Regions from separate parts of the Homo sapiens genome. Here region 1 is linked to region 2. A link is a loop called in an ENCODE intact Hi-C map of the cell type or tissue named here. Cell type or tissue: PC-3. All regions are shown on one strand. Links, peaks and the distances in the headings refer to the core of each region. The heading gives the core; the rest is flanking DNA.

The links. Hi-C counts contacts between places; a loop is a spot of excess contacts. Peaks named below come from ENCODE experiments on the same cell type or tissue, not always from the same donor. Only the 100,000 strongest peaks of a DNase experiment are listed, where the experiment ranks them.
Region 1: a loop joins it to region 2, with 2.6 times the contacts of the local background. A loop is called at or near these places in 2 of 110 quality-filtered maps.

What each region holds. Positions count from the first base shown.
Region 1 is chr1:247,162,485-247,171,474 of GRCh38, reverse strand. The region is part of intron 1 of ZNF124 (zinc finger protein 124); the gene reads left to right. Among named protein-coding and RNA genes, the nearest start is that of ZNF124, 5.0 kb to the left of the region's middle. In PC-3, for the core only: no CTCF peak of the experiment used is centred there; no DNase peak of the experiment used is centred there; H3K4me3 peaks cover 256 bases.
Region 2 is chr1:247,309,401-247,325,215 of GRCh38, reverse strand. It overlaps ZNF496 (zinc finger protein 496), which reads left to right. Exons shown (of 10, transcript NM_032752.3): 6 at 1,986-2,062; 7 at 14,760-14,892; 8 at 15,410-15,517. Among named protein-coding and RNA genes, the nearest start is that of ZNF496, 15 kb to the left of the region's middle. RefSeq lists an enhancer at 2,079-2,583. In PC-3, for the core only: no CTCF peak of the experiment used is centred there; DNase peaks (open chromatin) are centred at 8,795 and 9,325; H3K27ac peaks cover 2,014 bases.

The DNA of each region.
Region 1 (8,990 bases), core at 806-8,805, 150 kb after region 2:
TAAAAATTAAACTGAGGTTTAATTAAAGCGTTACAGAGTTTGAGCAAACAGCGATTCATGAGTAGGGGAGCACCCAGCCACGGTTTTTGGTTTGTGGGCCACCGGACGGTCTTGATGGAAAGGCTTCTGTAAAGTGTGTAAGGAAACAAACCAAATTTATTTATTTTTTATTTTAATGATCGGGTGGGGCGGGGGGGGGGTCTCCCTGTGTTGCCCAGGCTGGTCTTGAACTTCTGGTCTCAACCTCCCGAAGTGCTGGGATTACCCCGCCCAGCCCAAAGCAACCCCAATTTAATAACTGATTGGTTATAATTATGTAGTTCTGTTATTCGGATTATTTAGGTGGATGGTTCCTGGTTATGTAATCAGAGGTAAATTGCTGATTTGGGGTTAAGTTTTCTTTCCCTTCAAGTTAATTACAAGAAAGGCATGAAGTACCTTTAGGTTTTCTTGGTGAGGAACTCAGGGCACCATCATCACTTAAGGGAGGAGACCACCCCTCATATTGTCTTATGCCCAATTTCTGCCTCCAAAGAAAGAAGAAGTAAAAACTAAAAGGCAGAAATGAAATCCACAGGCAGACAGCCCGGCGCCGCGTCCTGGGCCTGGTTACAGATTGACCCTTGACCTGACCGGTTGTGTTATCTATAGATTCCAGACATTGTATGGAAAAGCACTGTGAAAATCCCTGTCCTGTTCTGTTCCGTTCTGATTGCCGGTGCATGCAGCCCCCAGTTATGTACCCCCTGCTTGGTCAATCGATCACGACCCTCTCACGTGGACCCCCTTAGAGTTGTAAGCCCTTAAAAGGGACAGGAATTGCTCACTTGGGGAGCTGGGTTTTTGGAGACGTGAGTCTTGCCAAAGCTTCCGGCAGAATGAAGCCCTTCCTTCTTTAACTCGGTGTCTGAGGGGTTTTGTCTGCAGCTTGCCCTGCTACAACTTCAGTCTAATTTCTTCCTATTTAATTATTTCCACAAGGGTACTGGTTTCCCCTGCATTTCCCAAATGTAAGGCAAGCAGGGTCTCAAATCCATGACCGTATTCCCCAGCCTAACTTCTAGAACTTGCAGTAAAATTCTAAATTTCCAGTTTCTTCCTCATACTCTCAAACTCCAACTTCACCTCTCCAATTTACAACATTATTAATTATTTGTTCTTTATTGTGCATTTGAACCAGATGCAGTAATGTAATTGTTTATCATGTTTTCACTGAGCAGTGAGGAGCTGTTTCTGAACATTCCTTGTGAAAACAGAGAATAATCACCTGATCTAGTCCACTATAAAAAATTCTTTGTACCTCTCCTCCTTTTGTCTTCCCTAGGCACACTCACAAACGTCTTTGGATGGAGGTTTCCCTTTGGAACCTTCACGTGGTGTTGTGTCCTCAGCCACCCTCCTGTCTTTTCTGGGTCCTGGGTTCAAAACTGTTTGAGGATGACCTAATGTGCCCACACTGGCCCTGTCTCTTGGAGTGTCATAAATAGTGAATGTCAGCTGTTGGGTCCTCTTCTCCCAGAAGACAAGGTGAGGTTTAGGGGTGGAGCCTCTCAGAGGAGCAGCTGGATGGCATGAATCCCCTGGGACCGAGAGGAGTCTCCTGGGATACTCTTCTATACTCTTCCTCTAAAAAGCTAATCCACTAGGACTTAGATTTTTTTTTCTTCTCTTACCCCCGTTATCACTCCTTAGAGACAAAATGCTGGTCAGGCAGTCGGATACTGGTATTGAGGGAAGAAAGAATTTCTGCCCTCTGGATTGTCTCATGCTTGTGAAGGGAGAACAGCTATTCCAAAGTACAAGGAAACCCCGCCCCGCAGTGAGGCAGGAACCTGAAAAGCAAAATGCATTTGGGGCACAGTGGGGACACGGCACAGGTTTCTGGGGGAGGGTGGGCATTGAGTACTTCCCTGAGCAGGATGGGGTGGGAGGACACAGTGGGGACACTGGGAGAGACACTGGTGTCATCCAATCCAATGCTGGTATTTTGAGGGAGAGACAGAAATGATTCCTGCCCTCTGGATTCTTTCACACTTGTGAAGGGAGAAAAACAACCTTAAAGAACAAGAAAATTTCTTCCCAGGAAGATGACACAAAAACCTGCCAAGCAAACTGCACCTTAGGCACACAGTGGGCCACAGTGCATTGCGCTGGGAGGTTGGTCCTTGAGTACGTGGTCTCTCCAATGAGGAGACCGGGGACCAGGGAATCTCCTGCTTGAGAGATGGTCTTACTTGACATGTGAGTCAAACATATCTGTGTTCCAGTTAGCGCTGCTCCTCCCTGGGCTGTCCTCTTGCAAAGCTTTGTTCATTTATTGGTGCCTTAGGTAAACATAAAATGTATTTCATCAATAGAGCTTTAAAGATAAAATATTTACAAAGAGGCAAAGAAAGAAGTGGATATTTTAAATATATGTAGATATTTTAAATCCACTTTATATATATATTTAGTTTTTTAATTAAAAAAATTTTTAATGTTATATCAATACATTTGGGGTAGCAGGTGGTTTTTGGTTACAAGGATAAGCTCTCTAGTGGTGATTGCTGAGATTTTGGTCCTGTCACCTTATCAGTGTACGCTGTACCCAATATGCAGTCTCACCCCCTCCCACCCTTGCCCCCAAATCACCAAGGTCCATTATATCATTCTTATGCCTTTGTAACCTCATAGCTTAGCTCCCACTTATAAGTGAGAACATAGAATATTTGGTTTTCCATTCCTGAGTTACTTCACTTAGAATAATGCCTCCATTTCCATCCAAGTTGCTGCAAAGCCCATTATTTCATTCCTTTTTATGGCTGAGTAGTATTCCACCACATTTTCTTTATCCCCTCATTGGTTGATGGGCATTTTAGGTTTGTTTCATATTTTTGCAGTGGCAAATTGTGCTACTGTTAACATGCGTGTGCAAGTGTTTTTGTTTGTTTGTTTTTTAATTGAGACAGAGTCTCACTCTGTTACCCAGGCTGTAGTGCAGTGGCACGATCTTGGCTCACTACAACCTTCCGTCGCCTGGGTTCAAGGGATTCTCATGCCTTAGCCTCCCAAGTAGCTGGGACTACAGGCATGCACCATCACGCCCAGCTAAATTTTTTTTGTATTTTTAGTAGAGACAGGGTTTTGCCATGTTGGCCAGGCTGGTATCGAACTCCTGATGTCAGGTTATCCACCTGCCTCAGCCTCCCAAAGTGCTGGGATTGCAGGCATGAGCCACCACGCCCAGCCGTGTTTTTTTCATATAATGACTTCTTTTCCTTTGGGTACATACCCAGTAGTGGCATTGCTGGATTGAATGGTAGTTCTACTTTTAGTTCTTTAAGGAATCTTCATACTGTTTTCCATGGCGGTTGTACTAGTTGACACTCCCATCAGCAGTGTAGAAGTGTTCCCTGTTCACCACATCCACACCAGCATCCCAGCATCTATTGTTTTTTATTTTATGATTATGGCCATTCTTACAGGAGTAAGGTGGTATCTCATTATGGTTTTAATTTGCATTTCCCTGATAGTGATGTTGAGCATTTTTTCATATTTATTGGCTATTTGTATATCTTCTTTTGAGAACTATTCATGTCCTTTGCCTACTTTTTTGATGGAATTTTTTCTTGCTGATTTGAGTTTTTTGTGAATTCTGGATATTAGTCCTTTGTAGGATGCATAGTTGGTGAAGATTTTCTCCCACTCTGTGGGTTGTCTGTTTACTCTGCTGATTATTTCTTTTGTTGTGCAGAAGCTTTTTAATTTAATTAGGTGCCATTTGTTCATTTTTGTTTTTGTGCATTTGCTTTTGGGTTCTTGGTCATGAGTTCTTTGCCCAAGCCAATGTTTAGAAGAGTTTTTTTGATATATTTTATTTTCATTCCCCTGAGTGTATGTGGTAACTTTTTGAGGTCTCGTCTCTTCTTTTGGGTAGTTTCAAATGAAATTCTAGGGCTTTTAATCAGGAATGCTACCAGGGAAGAGAAATAGGAAAAATCTCTCTTCCTTTATGATTACAGAAAGTGAATACATTTCCACACACAAAAGTGTGGTACATAAATTGGTGAATTACAAAAATTAACCAAAACATCAGTTTGTTTCCTGCAGGATGAAGAATTTGTTAGAGTGGGTAAGTCTGTGCTGTTTTCTGTTGCCTGCATTTGGCACATTAATGCTAAATCTGTACAGCAACCTTGCCCGATCACTGTGGCCAGGATTTCCAATACTGTGTTGAATGGGAGTGATAAAAGCAGAGGTTCTCTACCGCTCTTTCCTGATCTTGGGAGAAAAGGGTTTTTTTGCTTGTTTGTTTTGGTATTTCAGCATTGATGGTGATGTTAGTGCTGGTTTTTCATACTGTAGTTTCCTTGTAGTCCTAGTTTATTGTGTATTTTTATCATGAGTGGGTCTTAATAATTTGCCAAATACTTTTCCTGCATCCGTTGCAATAGCTACGATATTTCAGTCATTTTGCAAATGTCATACATTACACTGATTGATTTTTCATATATTGAACCATTTTATTTTAGGGATAAATCTCACTTGGTTTTGGTGTATAATCCTTTTACTGTGCTGCTAAATATGGCTTGTGAGTACTTAAGTGAGGATTTCTGCGTTAGTATGATGCTAAATATGGTTTGTTGGTATTTAAGTGAGGATTTCTGCATTAATAGTTATAAAGAACATTTGTAGCTTGTTGTAGTGTCTGTCCAATTTAGGGGTTCTGATTACTACATCAATGTCATATAACTGTGAGTCTGTTTAGATTTTCTAATTCTTCATGATTCATTCTTGGTACACTGTGTGTTTCTAGACATTTGTTCACCTCATCAATGTTATCCAACTTGCTGGTGTGCCCTTAGAGACTTTTTACATAAGATTTAAGACACAGATTTCTTTTATATGTGTTTTACTCTTATTGTATATGTATTCTGCTTATTTTGTAAATGTTTATTTTAGGTTCAGGGGTACATGTACACAATAGCAAATACATGGAATCAACCTAAATGCCCATCAACAGTAGACTGGACAAAGAAAATGTGGTATATACACATTTGTGAATAATGCTACAGTGAACCTATGCATGCATATTTCTTTATGGTAGAATGATTTCTATTTCTTCGGATATATACTCAATAAATGGGATTGCTAGGTTGAATGGGAGTTCTGTTTTAATTTCTTTGAGAAATCACCACACTGCTTTCCAAAATGAGTGAATTGAATTCCCACCAGCAGTGTATAAGCATTCCCTTTTCTCCACAACCTTACCAGCATCTGGTTTTGTTTTGTTTTGTTTTCACTTTATTATTTTTTTGAGGCAGTGTCTTGCTCTGTCACCCAGGCTGGAGTGCAGTGGCACGATTTTGGCTTACTGCAGCCTCTGCCTCCTGGGCTCAAGCAGTCATCCCACCTCAGCCTCACGAGTAGCTGGGACTATGGGCATGTGCTAACAGGCCCGGCTAATTTTTTTATTCTTTCTTAGAGACAATGTCTCACTATATTGTCCAAGCTGGTCTCGAACTCCTGGACTGAAATAATCCTCCTGCCTCAACCTCCTGAACTGCTGGGATTACAGGCATGAACCACCCTGCCCAGGCTATTTTTTGAGTTTTTAGTAACAGCATTATGACTGGTATAAGATGGTATCTCATCGTGGTTTTAATTTGCATTTCTTTAGTGATGAGTGATAATGTTCATTTTTCTCATGTTTGTATATCTTTTGAAAAGTGTTCATGTCCTTTGCCCACTTTTTAATGTTTCATTCTTGTTTCCTCTTTGCTTGTTAATTTATTTAAGTTTCTTACAGATTCTGGATATTAGACCCTTGTTAGATGCATAGTTTGCAGATATTTTCTCTCACTTTGTAGGTTCTCTGTTTAATCCCGTTAGTTTGTTTTGCTGTGAAGAAGTTCTTTAGTTTAATTATGTCCCATTTGTCAACTTTTTCTTTTGTGGCAGTCGCTTTGGGCATCTTCATCATGAAATACTTGCCAGGTCCTATGTCCAGAATGGTATTTCCTAGGTTATCTTCCAGGGTTTTTTTATCTTTAAATTTTTACATTTAAGTCTTTAATGCATCTAAAGTTTATATTTGTATATGGTGTAAGGAAGGGGTCCAGTTTCAATCTTCTGCATGTGGCTAGCCAGTAATCCTAGCACCATTTATCGAATAGGAAGTCCTTTCCTCATTATTTGTTTTTGTTGATTTTGTCAAAAATCAGATGGTTGGCCAGGCGCAGTGGCTCACGCCTGTAATCCCAGCACTTTGGGAGGCTGAGGCAGGTGGATCATGAGGTCAGGAGATCGAGACCATCCTCGCTAACACGGTGAAACCCTGTCTCTACTAAAAATACAAAAAATTAGCAGGGCGGGGTGGCAGGCGCCTGTAGTCACAGCTACTCGGGAGGCTGAGGCAGGAGAATGGCATGAACCGGGGCAGCGGAGCTTGCAGTGAGCCGAGATTGTGCCACTGCACTCCAGCCTGGGTGACAGAGCAAGACTCCGTCTCAAGAAAAAAAAAAAAATCAGATGGTCGTAGGTGTGTGGCATTATTTCTGGGCTTTCCATTCTGCTCCATCAGTCTGTCTGTTTTTATACCATTACCATGCTGTTTTGGTTACAGTAGCTTTGTAGTATAGTTTGAAGTTGGTTAATATGATGCCTCCAAACTTTGTTCTTCTTGCTTGGCTATGTGGGATCTTTATTGGTTCCACATGAATTTTAAAATAGTTTTATCTAATTTGGTGAACAATGTAATTGGTAGTTTGATAGGAATAGCATTGAATCTAAATTGCTTTGGGTAGTTGGACCATTTTAGCAATATTAATTCTTCCTATCAATGAGCATGGAATGTTTTTCCATTCATTTGTATCATCTCTGTTTGTTTTGTTTTGTTTTTTTTTTCCCAGCAGCATCTTGTAACTCATTGTAGAGATCTTTCATCTCCTGGTTAGCTATATTCCTAGATATTTTATTCTTTTTGTGGCTATTGTGAATGGGATTGCCTTCCTGATTTGGCTCTCTGCATGGATATTATTCGTGTATAGAAATGCTCCTAATTTTTGTACATTTATTTTCTGTCCTGAAACTGTGCTAAAGTTGTTTATCAGGAGCTTTTCAACAGAGACTGTGGGGTTTTGGGGGGTATAGGATCATATCATTTGCAAACAGAGAAGTTTGATTTCCTGTCTTCCTATTTGGATGCATTTTATTTCAGTAGTATGTTAATAGGAGTGGTAAAAGAGGGCATCCTTGCCTTGTTCCAGTTCTCAAGAGGAATGTTTCCAGCTGTTGCCTATTCACTATGATGTTGGCTGTGGGTTTTTCATAGATAGCTCTTATTATTTTGAAGTATGTTTCTCCGATGCCTAGTTTGTTGAGGGTTTTTAACATGAAGGGATGTTGAAATTTATTTAAAGCTTTTTTTTGCATCTATTGAGATGATCATGTTGTTTTTTTGTTTTTAGTTTTGTTTATGTTGTGAATCACATTTATTGACTTGTATATATTGAAATGTTACATCCAAGGGATAATGCCTACTTAATCATGGTGGTGGAATAGGTTTTTGGTGTGTGCTGGATTTGGTTTGCTAGTATTTTACATCTGTGGATTTTTCATCTATGTTCATCAAGGATATTGGCCTGAAGTTTTCTTTTTCATTGTTGTATGCCTGCCATGTGTTGTATGCCTGCCAGGATGACGCTGGCTGTCATAGAATGAGTTAAGGAGTTTCTCCTCTTTAGTTTCTTAGAATAGTTTCAGAAGGAATGGTACCAGCTCTTCTTAATACATCTGGTAGAATTTAGCTGTGAAACCATCTGGTCCTGGCTTTTCTGTTTGATAGGTTTATTATTACTGATTAAATTTCAGAGCTCATTTTTCTGTTCAGGGATTCCATTTCTTCCTGGTTCAATCTTGGGAGGTTTTTTGTTTCCAGGAATGTATTCGTTTTTCTAGGTTTTCTAGCCTGTATGCATAGAGATGTTTGTAATAATAGCCTCTGAGGGATTTTTTTTTTTTTTAGTTTCTGTGAGTCTGGTGGTAATACCCTTTTTGTCACTTCTGATTGTGTTTATATGGATCTTCTCTCCTTTTCTTTATTAGTCTAGCTAGCAATCTATCTTATTTCAAAAAATTGACTCCTGAAGTTGTTGATCTTTTGCTTTTTTTTCTCTCTCTCTTCAATTTATCTCTGATTTTGGTTTTTTTGTCTTCTGCTAGCTTTGGGGTTGGTCTGCTCTTGTTTCTTTAGTTCCTCTAAGTGTAATGTTAGGTTGCTAATTTGAGATCTTTTCAAAGTTTTTGATGTGGGCATTTAGTGCTATAAAATTTCCTCTTAACACTGCCTTAGCTGTGTTCCAGAGATTCTTGTATGTTTGTTCTTATTAGTTTCAAATAATTTCTTGGTTTCTACCTTAATTTCATTTTTTTCTTTTGATTTGTTGAGGATTGTTTTATGGCTGAATGTGTGGTTGATTTTAGAGTATGTGCCATGTGCAGCTGAGAAGAATGTATATTCTGTTGTTTTTTGGTGAAGAGTTCTGTAGGTGTCCATTAGGTCCATTTGGTGAAGTGTTGAGTTCAGATCTCAAATATCTTTGTTAGTTTTCTGCCTTTATGATCTAATACCATCAGTGGGGCATTGAAGCCTCCCACTGTTAACTCTGTGGTTAAGTCTCTTTGTAGGTGTGTAAGAATTTGCCGTATGAATCTGAGTGCTCTTGTGTTGGGTGCATACGTATTTAGGATAGTTAGGTCTGCTTGTTGGATTGAACCTTTTACCAATATGTAATACCCGTGTCTTTTTTTGTTTTTGGTTTAAAGTCTGTTTTATCTGAAATTTGACTAGTAATCCCTGCTTTTTTTTTTTTTTTTGCCAAGGGTTAATATATTTTATATATAAGTAAAGATATACAGTCATACATTGCTTAATGTGTTGTTAGGCAGTTTTATAGTGAGAACATAATAGCGTGTACTTACGCAAACCTAGATGGCATAATATACCACAC
Region 2 (15,815 bases), core at 4,412-12,411:
CATCTGTGTGGGCTCCTGGCCCCGTCCTTTGTTCCACATAGCCACTCCTGCAGCTGCTGTTTCCTGCAGGCTTTGTATTCCAGGTCTGAAAGGCCAGGGACACTGGCCTCTGGGGTTTGCTTTGATAATGACTTAACATGTGACCTGGGGTTAACCAGTAGACTATAGCACAGCTCTCCAAGTCTTAATCTGAGAAAGGAGTACCTTTTGAAACAGAGCTCATTTTTACATGGCTGCACTGTTGGCAGGGGATGTGGCTCATGGCAGAAGCCTGAACAAAGGGTAGTTTCCAATTCCAGGAGAGAAGAGTGGCAGAGTCCCTGGTAGCCCAAAATAAGGCTGGTGAGATGGTCCCAAAGCCACACTTTACATTTTGTATGAGGGTCTTTAGGACACTGTGTCAAATGCTCTTTCAGGAGTACCTACAGTGGTAACAGTTTTTCTTTTTTGTTTAATTTCTGTCTTCAAATTGACAAAAAAAAATTGTATGTATTTACAGTGTACAGTGTAATGTTTTGATATCTATACACATTGTGAAATGATTAAACCAAGCTACTTAGCTGGGCATGGTGGCACACCTGTAGTCCCAGCTACTCAGGAGGCTGAGGTGGGAGGATCCCTTGAGCTCAGGAGTTCTGTTCCAGCCTAGGCAACCTAGTGAGACCAGTCTCTTAAAAAAAAAAAAAGTCAAGCTAATTAATATAATGCATTACCTCATATACCTATCCTTTTTCTGTGTGTGGTGAAAATACTTCAGATCTACCCTCTTAGCAATTTTCAAGTACACAGTACGTTGTTACTGCCTATAGTCACCATGTTGTGCAATAGGACTCCTGAGTTTACTCCTCTCATGTCACTGAAATTTTGTACACTTTGACCAATGTCTCCCCAGTCCCCTCATTCCCTAGCCTCTGGTAACCAGCATTCTGATCTCTGCTTCTATGAGTTCAACTTTTTTAGAGTCCACATTTAAGTGAGAACATGCAGTATTTCTTTTTGTGTCTGGCTTATTGCTCGTAGCATGTCTTTCAGGTTCATTCATGTCGTCAAAAATGACAGGATTTTCCTTCTTTTTTTATGGAGTTCCACAGTAATTCTGATTGCCAACAGCCCTTACTTTTTTTTTTTTTTTTTTTCATTTGAGACAGAGCCATGTTCTGTCACCCAGGCTGGAGTGCAGTGGTGCAGCTGTGGCTCACTGCAGCCTCCATCTCTCAGGCTCAAGCAATCCTTCTGTTTCAGCTTCCCAGTTTTTTTATTTTTAATAGAGATGCGGTCTCCCTATGTTGCCCAGACTGGTCTTGAACTCCTGAGCTTAAGCAATCCTCCCACTTTGGCTTCCCAAAGAGCTAGGATTACAGGCATGAGCCACCACATCCAGACCCTAAGAGTCCTTATAGATTCCTCAACTCTACGGCTTTTTCTTTTTCTTCTTCTTTTTTTTTTTCTTTTTCTTTTTAAGAAACAAATACTCTGTGTTGTCCCTGCTGGTCTGGAACTCCTGGGCTCAAGTGATTCTCCCACCTCAGTCCCCAAAATAAGAATAGCTGAGATTACAGGCATGTACCACCACACACGGCTGAACTCCATAGAGTTTTAACCTTTATTTTCCCATAGTTTGGATAACAATGCTGAGGTCCGGGGACCTACCCGAGGTGAAAGAGTTCATTTAATTGACCGTGCTATCATGAACCCAGGCACACTCTGTTACAGCCCCCCTTGTTATATCTGGAAACAAAGTCGCAGCAATCTTTGTGGTTTACAGAGTACTTTTCATGTGCGTCATTTTGTAATCCTCATTTTACAGTTAAGAACAGAGACTGGGGTTTTATGAAAAGCACCATGAAACAGTTCCCTGTTGGTGCCTCTCTTGTGATTTTCTTTGCTACCAAAATGGAAATGAAGAGCCGCAGGAAGCTCAGAAGGTATCAGCACCAGGCCTGGCCCTGGCCCACTTTAGGACACCATTTTCTGATCTCTTTCAGTTCTGCAAGATGCTTTCCTTCTTCAGGAAGAGAATGTGCGGGACACACAGCAGGTGACCACCCTCCAGCTACCCCCGGTGAGTGGTTTCTACAGGAGTCCTTGAAAATCCCCTGTTTGCCTCTGTAGGCTACAGGGCAGCTTTCTTAGGACCCCAGCCAGCTTTCTGACTGCCACACAGGATGTTCAGTCCCAGCCCAGAAAAGCTAAAATAGGCAGAGCGTGAGCTTAAGAGACGCCCCATTTCTCCTCCTTCCCTGTGGTCCCAGCCGCCCACTGGGTCTACTGTCATCAGGCCACCTTCAGGAAGCTTTGTGCAGACGATAGCAGGAAACAAAGGCCCATGAGTCCCCATTGATGGGCCTCTCAGCATGTCTAAGTTCCCCTCTTGTGAAAAAGGAGATCTCTCTGCTCTTTTATTTTACAGAGAATTTTTCAATTTAATAATCATCGCAGCAATGGTTATATTTTAGAAATGTTAGGAAGTGGAGGGAAGAAAGCACAGATAATTTCAGTCCTGTCACAGATCTACGTGGTGAGTCATTCCAGAATTTCCTCGAATGTTCTCGTTCGTGTTTTTGTGTAAGACTTGCTTACTCGGGTGCTCTGAGGAGTCAGAGTCAGGGCTGGGGGCTGGTCCAGCAGGTGATCTTACTCGCCTCTCTCTAGCCCAGTTGCTGTCTTTGGCCATGTTTTCTGGCCATATCTCCTTCACTTTCCCTCCTAACACTTTCCACTGGCTGGCACAAGATTTAGTTATGACAGCATCATCCCCTCCCATGGGAACAGGATGTGTGGCTCCTGCTTTTGTTTAGTTGCTCCTTACCCAACAGAAAACTGTGAAAAACAGTAGACACTCTTATTACCATGTCTCAGCAGAATGTCGGAAGCTGAGCAGTTTGCTTTCTGCACAGTTCATTTGACATGACTTTATTTTATTTTTATTTTTAGAGACAGGGTCTTGCCTTGTCACCCAGGCTTCAATGCAGTGGCACAGTCGTAGTTCACTGCAGCCTCAAACTCCTGAGCTCAAGCCATCCTCCCACCTCGGTCTCCTGAGCAGCTGGGACTACAGGTGCATGCCACTACACCCAGCTAAGTTTTGTATTTCCTTGTAGAGACAGGGTCTCGCCATGTTGCCCAGGCTGGTCTCAAACTCCTGACCTCAAGTGATCCTCCTGTCTCAGCCTCCCAAAGTGCTGGGATTACAGGCATGAGCCACTGTGCCCAGCCAACATGACTTTAAACTTGGAGAAGGGAGGGCTAGGGATGGGAAGGAGTTAGCCAGGTTACCCAGTTAGGGGGCATCTCCATAACTTGCTTTTGCCCCACCAGAAATGTGGCACACGCCTGTTTACCCTGATGCTCAACACATACATGTCAGCATCTGCTGTGTACTGTGACCATTTCCAAACACAAAGGAGGTAAAACCAGTATTTCTTATTAAAATTTGGACATTTAACCAGTATAACACATAAGGGGATGCTGTTAATCCAGTACCTAATGAGGTTTGGTCTTCATCTTTCAATTCCTGCAGTCCCTAGTAAATGCCATAGCGAGCACAGTACAGAGATTTTGATAAGTCAGTACTGTTGTATTACTCTGATAGTTTCTTCCCAGTGATAGTTTCTTCCCAGTGCACTAAAAGTCACCATCATGAAGATGTTGTTTATAAGTGTTTTTTAATTTCTGTTTTTAATTGTGGTAATATACACATAGCGTAAAATTTTCCATCTTAACTGTCTTTAAGTGTGCGGTTCAGTGGTGTTAAGTATATTTACATTGTTGTACACCCAATCTGTAGAACTTTTTCATCTTCCCAAACTGAAATTCTCTATACGTTAAATAATAACTCCTCATTTACCCTTTCCCTTAGCCCCTGGCAACCTCCATGCTACTTTTAGTCCCTATTAATTTGACTATAAATACCTCATATAATTGGAATTATGCACTATTTGCCTTTTTGTGACTGGCTTATTTCATTCAGCATAATGTCCTCAAGGTTCATCTATGTTGCAGTATGTGTCGGAATTCCCTTCCGTGTTTTTTTTTCCCCCGAGATGGAGTCTTGCTCTGTCGCCCAGGCTGAAGTGTAGTGGCTCGATCTCGGCTCATCGCAACCTCCGCATCCCGGGTTCAAGCAATTCTCCTGCCTCAGCCTCCCGAGTAGCTGGGATTACAGGCACCCGCAACCACGCTTGGCTAATTTTTGTATTCTTAGTAGAGACGGGGTTTCACCATGTTAGTCAGGCTCTTGAACTCGAACTCTTGACCTCGTGATCCACCTGCCTCGGCCTCCCAAAGTGCTGGGATTACAGGCGTGAGCCACCATGCCTGGCCATGAATTCCCTTCCTTTTTAAGGTTGAATAATACTCCCATGTGTGTATATATCACCTTGTTTATCCATTCATCTGTCGATGGACATTTACATTGCTTCCACATTTTGGCTTTTGTGAATAATGCTGCTATGAACATGGTACACGTGAAGTTTTGTTTTTCTTTTTAAATGAATCTTCTCATTTTTACGTAATTGTAGATTCACATGCCATTGTAAGAAATAACACAGAGAGATCCTGTGAACTTTTTAAACCCTCAATAGTAAAATATAGAGTAAAAATCTATATTCTATAAATATAGTACAATGTCACACCCAGGGTATTGACAATGATACATGCAAGATAGAGAACAGGTGCTTCACCAGAAGGATACCTCCTGTTACCTAATGTCCACACTCATTTCTTTCCTACCCTCACCCTCTCTTCAGCCTCTGGCAACCACTGATCTGTTTTTCAGCTCTGTGATGTCATTTCATTTCAAGAATGTTATATAAATGGATTCATATAATATGTAACCTTTGGGGATTGGCTGTTTTCATTCAGCGTAATTCTATGGAGCTTCATTCAGGTTGTTGCGTGTTACTATTCCATTGCTTTTCGTTGCTGAGTAGTATTCCATCACATGGAAGTCCAACAGTTCGTTTAACCATTCACTGGTTGAGGACTATCCGGGTTGTTTTGGGGTCATTATTGTATAAAGCTGCTGTAAATATTTGTGTGCAGGTTTTTATATACACATCAGTCTTCATTTCTCTGGGATAAATGCCCAGGTATGCAATCGTTGGTAAGTACAAAAGTTGGTAAGTTTTGTAAGAAAGTACTCTTATCTGATGTTAATATAGCTTTTCTTCTTTCTTTTGATTAATAATTGCATAATATATTTATTCCATCCTTTTACAGTCAACCTGCTTATATTATTATATCTGAAGTAAGTTACTTTTAGATAGTATATATGTGTTGTTTTATTTTGTTTGAGGCGGAGTCTCACTCTGTCACCCAGGCTGGAGTGCAGTGGCGCGATCTCAGCTCACTGGAGCCCCCATCTCCTGGGTTCAAGCAGTTCTCTTGCCTCAGCTTCCCGAGTAGCTGAGACTACAGGCGCGCACCACCAGGCCCGGCTCATTTTTGTATTTTTAGTAGAGACAGGGTTTCACCATGTTGGCCAGGCTGGTCTTGAACTTCTGACCTCACGTGATCCACCTGCTTCGTCCTCCAAAAGTGCTGGGATTACCGGTGTGAGCCACTGCACCCGGCCTAGATAGTATATATTTGGATAATGTTTTCTAATCTACTCTGCCAGTTACTGTGTTTTGATTGATGTATGTAGACCATTTGTATTTAATGTCATTACCGACATGTTAGGGCTTAAGTTTGTCTTTCTGTTTTTCTGGCTCTGTTTCTGTTTCTCTGTTTCCTTTTTCCTATTTTTCTGTGTGTTACTTGAACATGTAGAATTCCATTTCGATTTACCTAGTGTGGTGTTGAGTGTATGTATATTTTTGTATAGCTTTTTTAGTGGTTATTCTAAGTATTACATTATATATACATAACTTATCTACTGAGTATCATTTTATCAGTTTGAGTGAAGTGTAGAAGCTTATTTCCTTTGTTCGGGCACCGTGGCTTGTGCCTATAATCCCAGCACTTTGAGAGGCCAAGGTGGGAGGATTGCTTGAGCCCAGGAGTTTGAGACCAGCCTGGGCAACATAGCGAAACCTTGTCTCTACAAATAATAATTCTAAAAAAATTAGCTGGGAATGGTGGTGTGCTCCTATAGTGCCAGCTACTTGGGAAGCTGAGGCAGAAGGATTGCCTGAGCCCAGGGGGTTGAGGCTGCATAGTAAGCTGTGATTGCATCACTGCACTCCAGCCTGGGTGACAGAGTGAGACCCCATCAGAAAAGAAAAAGAAAGAAATATAATATACCTCCTTTTACATACCCTCATCCTTCTTCCCCATTATAATGCAGTTGTTTAAATATTTCCTCTACATACATTTAGAACCGCATCATAGAGTGTTGTAATTTGTGCTTCAACTGTCAAACATTATTCAGAAAACTCAAAAGGAAAAAGAAAACCTATTTATTACCCATATTGTGGCTTACTGTTTTCTTTCTTCTTATGTTCCAAGGTTCCTGCTTTTTGTTTAGAGTGTTTCTTTAGCCATTCTTTTAAGATAGATCTGCTGGTGATAGACTTACATATTTTTTCCTCATCTTAGTAGGTCTTCATTTCCCCATCATTCCTGAAGGATGTTTTCACCAGATGAAAGATTCACACTTGACAGTTTTCTTTCAGCACTTGAAAAATATTATGTTACTTCCTTCTGGCCTCCATGGCTTTTGATGAGAAATCTGCTGTCATTCAAAAACTTTTTCCCTGTAAGGAAGGTATTATTTTACTCTGGCTACCTTTAAGATTTTTTTCTTCCTTTGCCTTCAGTTTTCAGAAGTTAAATTATGCTGTGTCTTGTTATGGATTTCTTTAGATTAACCTGTTTAGAGTTTGCTCAGCTTCTTACATTTCTAGGTTTATGTCTCTTTCCAAGCTTGGGAATTCTTAAGCTAGATTTTTCTAGTACTTTTTTAGTCCCTCTCTCTTTCTCCTCTCCAGACTGCTAAGGATACAGGTTTTAGATCTCTTGTTAGAAACTGTGTAATTTATAAAGGTACCTGAGACTGTTCATTTTTTTTCAGCCTGTATTCTCTCTGTTGTTCAGATGGAATAACTTTATTTTTCCGTCTTCAAGTTGACTGAGTCTTTCTTCTGTCCCCTCCTCAGCTGAGCCTATTCACTGAGCTTCTTATTTCATATTGTGGTTTGTACTGTTCACATTTCCAGTTAGTTATTTTCTGTATCTTCAGTTTCTTTGCTGAGACTTTCTGTGTCTTTACAGACACTTTCTATTTTTTCGTTTGTTTGGAGTGTGCTTATAATTGTTCATTGAAGCATTTTATGACAGCTTCTTTGTCAGATAGTTCTAACGTATCTGTCACCTGAGGGTTGGCATCTGTTGGTGGTTATCTTTATTCATTCAGTTTCAGATCTTGGTATAGTGAGTGATTTTCTGCCTGCATATTTTTATATGATGAGACTCTGGACCTTAACTTCGGTGTGGCTGGTTTTGTTTGGTTGTGCAGTGTTGTTTTTGACATAGCTCCAGCAAGAGAAGGGCAGGTGGGCCACCACTTGTTATTACCTGGTGAGAGAACGTCAGGTTTCCTCCTGGATCTCCGCGGGCATCAAAGTGGGGATGCTCCTCATACACCCGAGTGGGAGTGGAGTTCCAGCTCCCTACATGGTCTCCACTGGTGGCGGGGGGGGGGCTTGTTCTTAGCTAGCAGGGATGGAGGTCCCAGCTCCGCATTTGGCCTTCTCTGAGACCACCCCAGCAGGGGTGTTAGGGCACCTCATTGCACCTGGTGAGGGTGGAAGTCTAGGCTCCCCAGTCATTCTCTGCTGGTGTTGGTAAGAAGGGGCCACAGTTTTCTTATGTGGTATTAAGTGGAGTAGAGCAGTTATTACCTGTTTGGCTGGGCTGCCCCTGTCCAGGTCCTGTGGCTTTTGTTGGAGCTTTTTTTGGTCTGTGCCCATGGGTATTTCTTGGTAGCTGGCTCCTTCGGCTTCAAGTCAGGGGAATATGTGGTAGAAAGAAAAACCAGTGAACTTAGCACATACTGTTCCAAGGTCCCTGGCCATTCTGCCACCCTCTCTCCACCTTTCAGAGTCTCCTGTGCTCATTTTATATGCAATGTCCAGGGTTTTCATTCTACTTAGTTGGGAAGCATTAGAAAAATCTCCTCTGAAGATTTAATCTTAAATAGACATGTTTATCTATCTTGCCCATCCCTTCTCGTGAAAAATTAACAAAATGTAGGAAGTGAAAAGATACCACTCATCCCCAGTCATGTGAGAAGATTCTGCATGGTCTAGTGAACTTCCTTCTGGACTTTTCTCTGCCAATTTATTTGTGTGCCTCACAAATAAATCGATCACAAATAAAAGGATCCCGCTGTAGATCAATGTCCTGTTTTTATGCTCCTCCCCAGCATGTAAGCATTGGTCCATATGGTTCTAAAAGCTCCCTGGGGATCCTGCTAAGTGGCCGTGTCAGATTCTGGAGGTGACTGGAGCACTGTCTGTCCACCCACCTGGCCCTTGGACTTGGGTTTGCTTCTGTGATGCCTTGACTGTCTAGTCAGTTTTCTGTCACTTGTAACAGAATACCTGAAACTGTAATTTATAAAAAAAATAATTGACTTCTCATATTTATGGAGGCTGAGAAGATTCGGGTTGAGGGGCTCCATCTGGTGAGAGCGTTCGTGCTGGTGGGGGCTCTGTGGTGTCCCGAGGTGGGTGCAGGGCGTCACATGGCGAGGGGCTGAGTGTCCTGACGCGCTTGCTCCGGTCTCTCTTCCTCTGCTTACAAAGCCACCAGTTCCACTCCCATGACAACCTATTCATCACCTCGTAAAGGCCACACCTTTCAATACTGCCACATGGGGGATCAAGTTTCCAGCACCTGAAATTTGAGGGCCACATTCAAAGTATAGCAAGTAGATCCTCAAACACCTAACCAAGGCTCAAAGGAAAAAGCATCCAAATCTGTTGTTAATATATACTCTCAGTTTTTCCCTCGGGACCCCCACTGCGCGCGCTCACACACACACACACACACACGCGCACGCGCGCGCACACACACACACCCCTCCCAGGAAGTCGTGCACACACACACACACACACACACACACACACACACACCCCTCTCCCAGGAAGTCGTGTCAGAGTGATGAATTCTTTTGTATTTTTTGTCACTGGGGCAATTACCATTTTTTCCCCATTTAAGAAACCAACATCAAGTTGACTCCCACAGGTCCTTGTAATGAAATCCAGTGGCTTCCCGAGGCCTGTTTTGGATTCTGTGGAACAGCCTGGGAAGACAGGCTTTTCCACACTGACCTCTTCCGAGCAGCAGATCCACTTAGGGGCTCATTCAGATACAGCCTCTGAGGCTCCACCCCGACCTACTGAGTCAGAGTTTTTACTAAGATGCCTGTGATTCATATGTACAGGCAAGAGTCCTTGTTCCAAAACCCTGACTCAAATTTAGAATTTTTGAGGTATTCTCTTTCTTTTTATTTTAAACTTTTTCTTTGGAATTAATTTTAAAGTTAGGGAAGATGGCAAGAACAGTACAGAGACTTCCAAATACCCTTTCCTTCACTTTCCCCGTTCTCCCTCTCTCTTCCTTACCCACTCCCACCCCCTCATTCTATTTTTCCCCAAATCTTCAGTTAGATGCAGACGTTTGTGCCCCCTTATTCATGCCAAAGGAGCGTATTTCCTAAACACAAGGACAATCTCTTAACCACAATACAGTTATCACATTGAGGAAATTTCACATTAAAACAATAATGATCCAGCATCGTTGCTTCTTATTTAGTTGTCCCATCTCTTAACACTTCCTCCTTGGGTTCTCAATGTTTGTCATGCTGTGGCTAGTTTTGAAGAGTGGAATATCGTGATAGGTGATACAGCTTCCTTCCCTCAGGTGGGGTTAGACTCACAGTGGCACTCAGGCCACGCATTTTGCAGGAGAACCACACTGGGCTGTGCACTCCCCATGCAGCACATCTGGAGGCATTGAAGGTGGGGTGTCCTGCATGGGTCACGTCAGCTGTGATCACTGGGATACATATGTACAATTGACGCATAATTATTCCATAGGTGTTTTTTTTTTATATTAACATCTTTTACTTTTCACCAACATGATTCCTTTAAGTGCCCTCTGCCCTCTATATTTTTGCTTTTTTTAAAAAAAAAAAAAAAAAAAAAAGACTAGTCAAGGCTGGGCTTGGTGGCTCACACCCATAATCCTACCACTTTGGGAGGCCAAGGTGGTTGAATCACTTGAGCTCAGGAGCTCAAGACCGGCCTGGCAACATGGTGAAACTCCATCTCTACTAAAAATACCAAAAAAAAAGTAGCTGGTCATGGTAGTGAATGCCTAGAGTCCCAGCTACTTAGGGGGCTGAGGCCCAAAAATCATTTGAACCTGGGAAGCAGCGGTTGCCGTGAGCCAAGATTGCACCACTGAACTTCAGCCTGGGCGACAGAGCAAAAACCGATCTCAAAAAAAAGAGAAAGAAAGAAAATCACTCCTTCCCAGCCGTGTCCTGGGTGCCTGGCCCCAACACCCGGGGAAACCATCTGACAGTAACTGATAGTTTTCCAGAGAGGTAGGCAGATGCAAAGCATGTTTTAAAAATTATTCTGTTCCTTTTTTGCTTGTCACATAGATACTAGTAATATAAAAGTCCTTTGAGTTACTTTTCTTTTTTCCACAAAAATTTTATTTTGTGGTCCTTTCCAATTATATAAAGGACTGCTTTATTTTCCTGGTTTCCTAGTATTATATGGATATACCATCATTTTAAATTGAAATTTTAAAATGAAAATTTTAAAATGAAGCATTGATCTAATAAATACTGAAAACCTTGACACACATCAACAAGACAGTGGATTAAGTAATGAAAATTAGGCCAGGCACCATGGCTCATACTGGTAATCCCAGCCCTATGGGAGGCTGAGGTGGGAGAACTGCTTGAGCCCAAGCATTTGAGACCAGCTTGAGTAACATAGCAAGACCTCATCTTTACAAAAATAAAAAATTAGCCAGGCGTGGTGGCTCACTCCTGTAGTCCCAGCTACTTGGGAGGCTGAGCAGGAGGATTGCTTGAGCCCCAAAGGTTGAGGCTGCAGTGAGCTGTGGTTGTGCCACTGCACTCCAGCCGGGGTGACAGAGTGAGACCCTGTCTAAAACAATATAAAGATAAAAATAGAAATTAAAATCAGGTTTTTGACACATTCCCATGGTCCATGATTCAAAGTTTATGAAAAAAATCTCCCTGTTACACCTAACCCCAGAGTCCCAGGAACCTCTTGAGAAGCAGCTAACCTTCGGAACTCCTAGACGCCCTGCACTTGGTGGCCATCCGGATTCCATCATGCACAGGTGTTTTCCTGCAACAACACACTTTGAAGAGAATTCCTTCTCAGTACAGAGAGGCCGTCATTCTTTCTGTGCGTGTAGGATCATCCCTTGTGAGGTTTCTGTAGCTTACTTAATCCGCTGTCTTCTTGATGTGTGTCAAGGTTTTCAGTATTTATTAGATCAATGCTTCAGTGAAGCAGCTTTTGTAGACTACGTTGCACATGTGCAACATAAACTTGAGAAATCCCTGCACGGAAGGGTGGGCATGTTGGTAACGTGCAACAACATAAACTTTAGGAATCTCTGCATTGAGGGGCGAGCACGCTGGTGACCTCTGGACATTGCCCAGCAGCGCACCATAGGAGTGGTGGATGTGCAGCCTCCCCAGCACTGAGGAGGAAGACCTGTTTCTCCACATCCTTGGCCACCCAGCCAGGTAGCTGCCATGTGGATTTTGCCAAACAAGATAGGGATGAGGTGGATCCAAGAGCAGAAATAACAAAGCAGTGTGTCCACTGGCGCCTGGACCTGGGGTAGTCGGTCTCCTTTCTGTCTCTTCTATCTGCATGTGTTGCTTTGGGCTCTTCCCTCAGCCCCAGCTTCCACACCACCCCCCTCCCCTAGTGCTATGGTCTGAATGTTTTTGTGTTCCCCTCCCCACAGCTTTGACATGTTGAAATGCTAGCCCCCAAGCTGCTGGCATTAAGAGGTGGGGCACTGGGGAGATGATCAGGTTATAAGGGCAAATCCATCATAAATGGATTAGTGCCCTTCTAAAAGAGGCCTCAGAGAGCAGCCTTGCCCCTTCCACCATGTGAGAACACAATGAAATGATGACCATCTATGGAGCAAGGAACTGGGCCCTCACCAGAACCCAACTATGCTGGTATCAGCTGGGGACTTCCTAGCCTCCAGAACTGTAAGACATACATTTATGTTGTTTATGAGTCCCCAGTCTGCGGTATTTTGTTAGAGCAGCCCAAATGGATTAAGACAGAAAATTGGCACCGAACATTTTGGGTGCTACTCTAACAAATACAACGTGGAAGAAGCTTGGGAACCGGGTAATGGGTAGAGGCTAGAAGAGTTTTGAAGTGCAGGCTAGAAAAAGCCTGTGTTGCCATGAACAGACAATTTTTTCTTTTTCTTTTTCTTTTTTTTTTTTTTTTGAGATGGAGTCCTGCTCTGTCACCCAGGCAGGAGTGCAGTGGTGCGATCTCTGCTCACTGCAACCTCAGCCTCCTGAGTAGCGGAGATTACAGATGTGCACCACCACACCTGGCTAATTTTTGTATTTTTAGTAGAGACAGGGTTTTGCTATTTTGGCTAGCTAGGCTGGTCTGGAACTCCTGACCTCAGGTGATCTGCCAGCCTCAGCCTCCCAGAGTGCTGGGATTACAAGTGTGAGCCACCGTGCCCAGCCCATGAACAGACTATTACGGGTGATTTCTAGTGAGGCTCCAAAAGAAAAGAGGAGATTTGAAATCCTCAACCAGAATGTTGGTAAAAATGTGAACAGTAAAGCTATTCTTATGAGGTCCCAGATGGAAATGAGAAACGTGTGGTGGGCAATGGAGGAAAGGCCATCCTTCTTATAGTGGCAAATCACTTGGCTGAACTGTGCTTATGTATTAGTGTTTTGTGGAAGGTAGAACTTACGGGCCACTGCAATTGGATATTTGGCTGCAGAAATATCTAAGCAAGGTTTTGAAGGTGCAGCTTGTGAAATGTGAAAAGAGAGAAGTGATTTAAAGATGGGATTGTTACTTAAAAGGGAAGCAGAACTTAAAGATCGGGAATATTTGTCAGCCTATGTTGGTAAGAGTGAGCCAGCCTGTTTAGGAGAGAAGATAAAGGTTTTGCCATTGAAACTGAGGCTAGGAGCTAGTCCAAGAAAATGGAAAAATGACCCCAAAGGCAATTCAGAAATCATCAGGGCTCTTCTGCCCATCACAGGCCCAGAGCGCAAGACCCGCAGCAAGCAGGGGACCACAGCAGAGAGCCCCGCTTCAGTCACCCCTGAAGCCCTAGATGGTGGGGCCATCAGCGAAGTTCCAGCCCAAGAGAGCCTTGGGCTTCTGAAAGAGACAGAGCTGCCACAGAGGTGGGGCCACTGCAGAGAACCACCTCAAGGGCAGGCCCTCACCAGGGGCTGCCATGGGGCGGGACCACCCAGGGCCTTGGGGACTCAACTCCTGCCCAGTGAAGCTGCCACCTGTGGGTTTGGAAGGCGGGGTCACCTCCCAACACAGTGGGCCTGGGGAGCACAGCATCAAGACAAAAAGGATTATTCTGCAGATTATTCTCAAGCCGTAAACCATAATGTGCTGTGACCCATAGGTTCAGGACTTGCTGGGGACCTGTTACTCCTTTTCTTTTTTTCTGTTTCCCTTTTTTGGAACTGGAATGTTTATCCTGTGCCCGTCTCACCACTATATATGTGTGTGTGTGTGTGTGTGTGTGTGTGTGTGTCTCTGTGTGTGTGTTTTGTTTTTTTTTTTTTAAGACTGAGTCTCACCCTGTTGCCCAGGGTGGAGTGCAGTGGCATGATCTCAGCTCACTGCAGACTCCGCCTGCCGGGTTCAAATGATTCTCCTGCCTCAGCCTCCCAAGTAGCTGGGATTATAGGTGCTCACCACCACGCCTGGCTGCTTTTTGTATTTTTGGTAGAGATGAGGTTTAACCGTATTGGCCAGGCTGGTCTCAAACTCCTGACCTCAGGTAATCTGCCTGCCTCGGCCTCCCAAGGTGCTGGGATTACAGGTGTGAGCCACTGCGCCGGCCTCACCACTATTTGGAAGGCACATAACTTGTTTCATTTCACAGGTTCACAGCTGGAGAGAATTTTGTGTCAGGTAGAATTGTGCCTTGAGTTTCAACCGTAACTGATTTAGATGATATTTAAATGAGATGTTGGACTCCGGACTTTTGAGTTGATGCTGGAATGAATTAAGACTTTGAGGGTTATTGGGATAGAATGAATTTGTTTGGCATGTGAAAAGGATATGAATTTGGGGGAACCAGGGGCAGAATGCTATGGTTTCAGTGTTTATATCTCCCCAAAATTTGTGTTGAAATTGTAATCCCCAAGATGATGGTATTAGGAAGTGGAGACTTTTGGGGAGATGATCTGGTAACAAGGGCAAAGTCCTCATGAGTGGGATTAGTCCCTCCTAAAAGAGGCCCCAGAGAACTCCCTTGCCCTCTCCATCATGTAAGGACACAGAAGACACCTGTCTTTTGACCAAGAAGTGGGCCCTCACCAGGCACCCAGCCTGCTGGCACCTTGATCTTGGACGTCCAGCCTCCAGAACTGTGAGGAACAGATTTCTGTTGTATAGAAACTGCCCGTCCTACAGCGTTGTGTTGTCACAGCCTCAGTGGACTAAGACTGAGACACCTAGCTCGTCCCGGACTGAGGCATCCCTGTTCTCCTGTGCTTTCAGAGTCGGGTTTCTCCATTCAAGGACATGATTTTATGCTTCTCTGAAGAGGATTGGTCCCTTCTAGATCCTGCCCAGACTGGCTTCTATGGAGAGTTCATCATTGGGGAGGATTACGGGGTCTCAATGCCTCCAAGTAAGACTTAACTTCCCCCCACACCTCAAGACCAGGGAACTGGGCAGGGGAGTTCTCACTTGGAGTAAGAGTCAACTTCGTCCCATAGGATCAGGGAAGCGGGGCCTGCATCAGATCTCTCTGTTCACCCCCAACCTGGACAGGAGGTCATTTGCACACAGCGGCCCTACAGGCAGTGTGTCCGATTGACCATCACCTGCTGTCTCGCCACATCAGGCTTATCAGAACCAAATAGAACATGTGCTGTATGTCCATTTCTCTTCCATCGTTCTTACCGTTTTGTCCCTTTATGTCTGCTTTACACCCGAAAGCCTCAGAGAGACCCCCAAGCCCATAGCTCTCCCTGCGTGTGCTGCCCCCACTGCCCCTGCACTGCCAGCTCTGGCCTTTTCACTTCTCGCCCCTGATGGTGCCATGCCCGCTGGGCATCCCTCCGCCTTCTCTCTTCTGGACCAGCCCTGGTTGCTGCAGGATCAGATTACTAATAAACATGTACCCTGCCTTTTTCTTTGAACAGACGACCTAGCTGCCCAGCCAGATCTCTCCCAGGGAGAGGAGAATGAGCCACGCGTTCCAGAGTTGCAGGATCTCCAGGGCAAAGAAGTGCCCCAGGTCTCCTACTTGGGTGAGTAATGATTCCAGAACTGAGTGGACAGAGTAGGGGGAAGGGTTGCTGGCAGCCGGAGGTGAGCCCACTCTCTGGCTTCTCTCTGCGGCCCCTAATTGCCTTCTTCATTTCCCCAGACTCTATGTGGGTCTTGCATGTCTTGCCTTGTCCCTGACTTTTCATAGAAAGAATGGAGGATCTTAATTTTGCCAGGCATTGGAATTGTACTCCCTTGGCCAAGGACTGGGAAATAATAGGAATGTCTTTCTCCTCTGCCTGTAAGTAACATCTGGTTTGTGCTGACAATGCAGCAGCC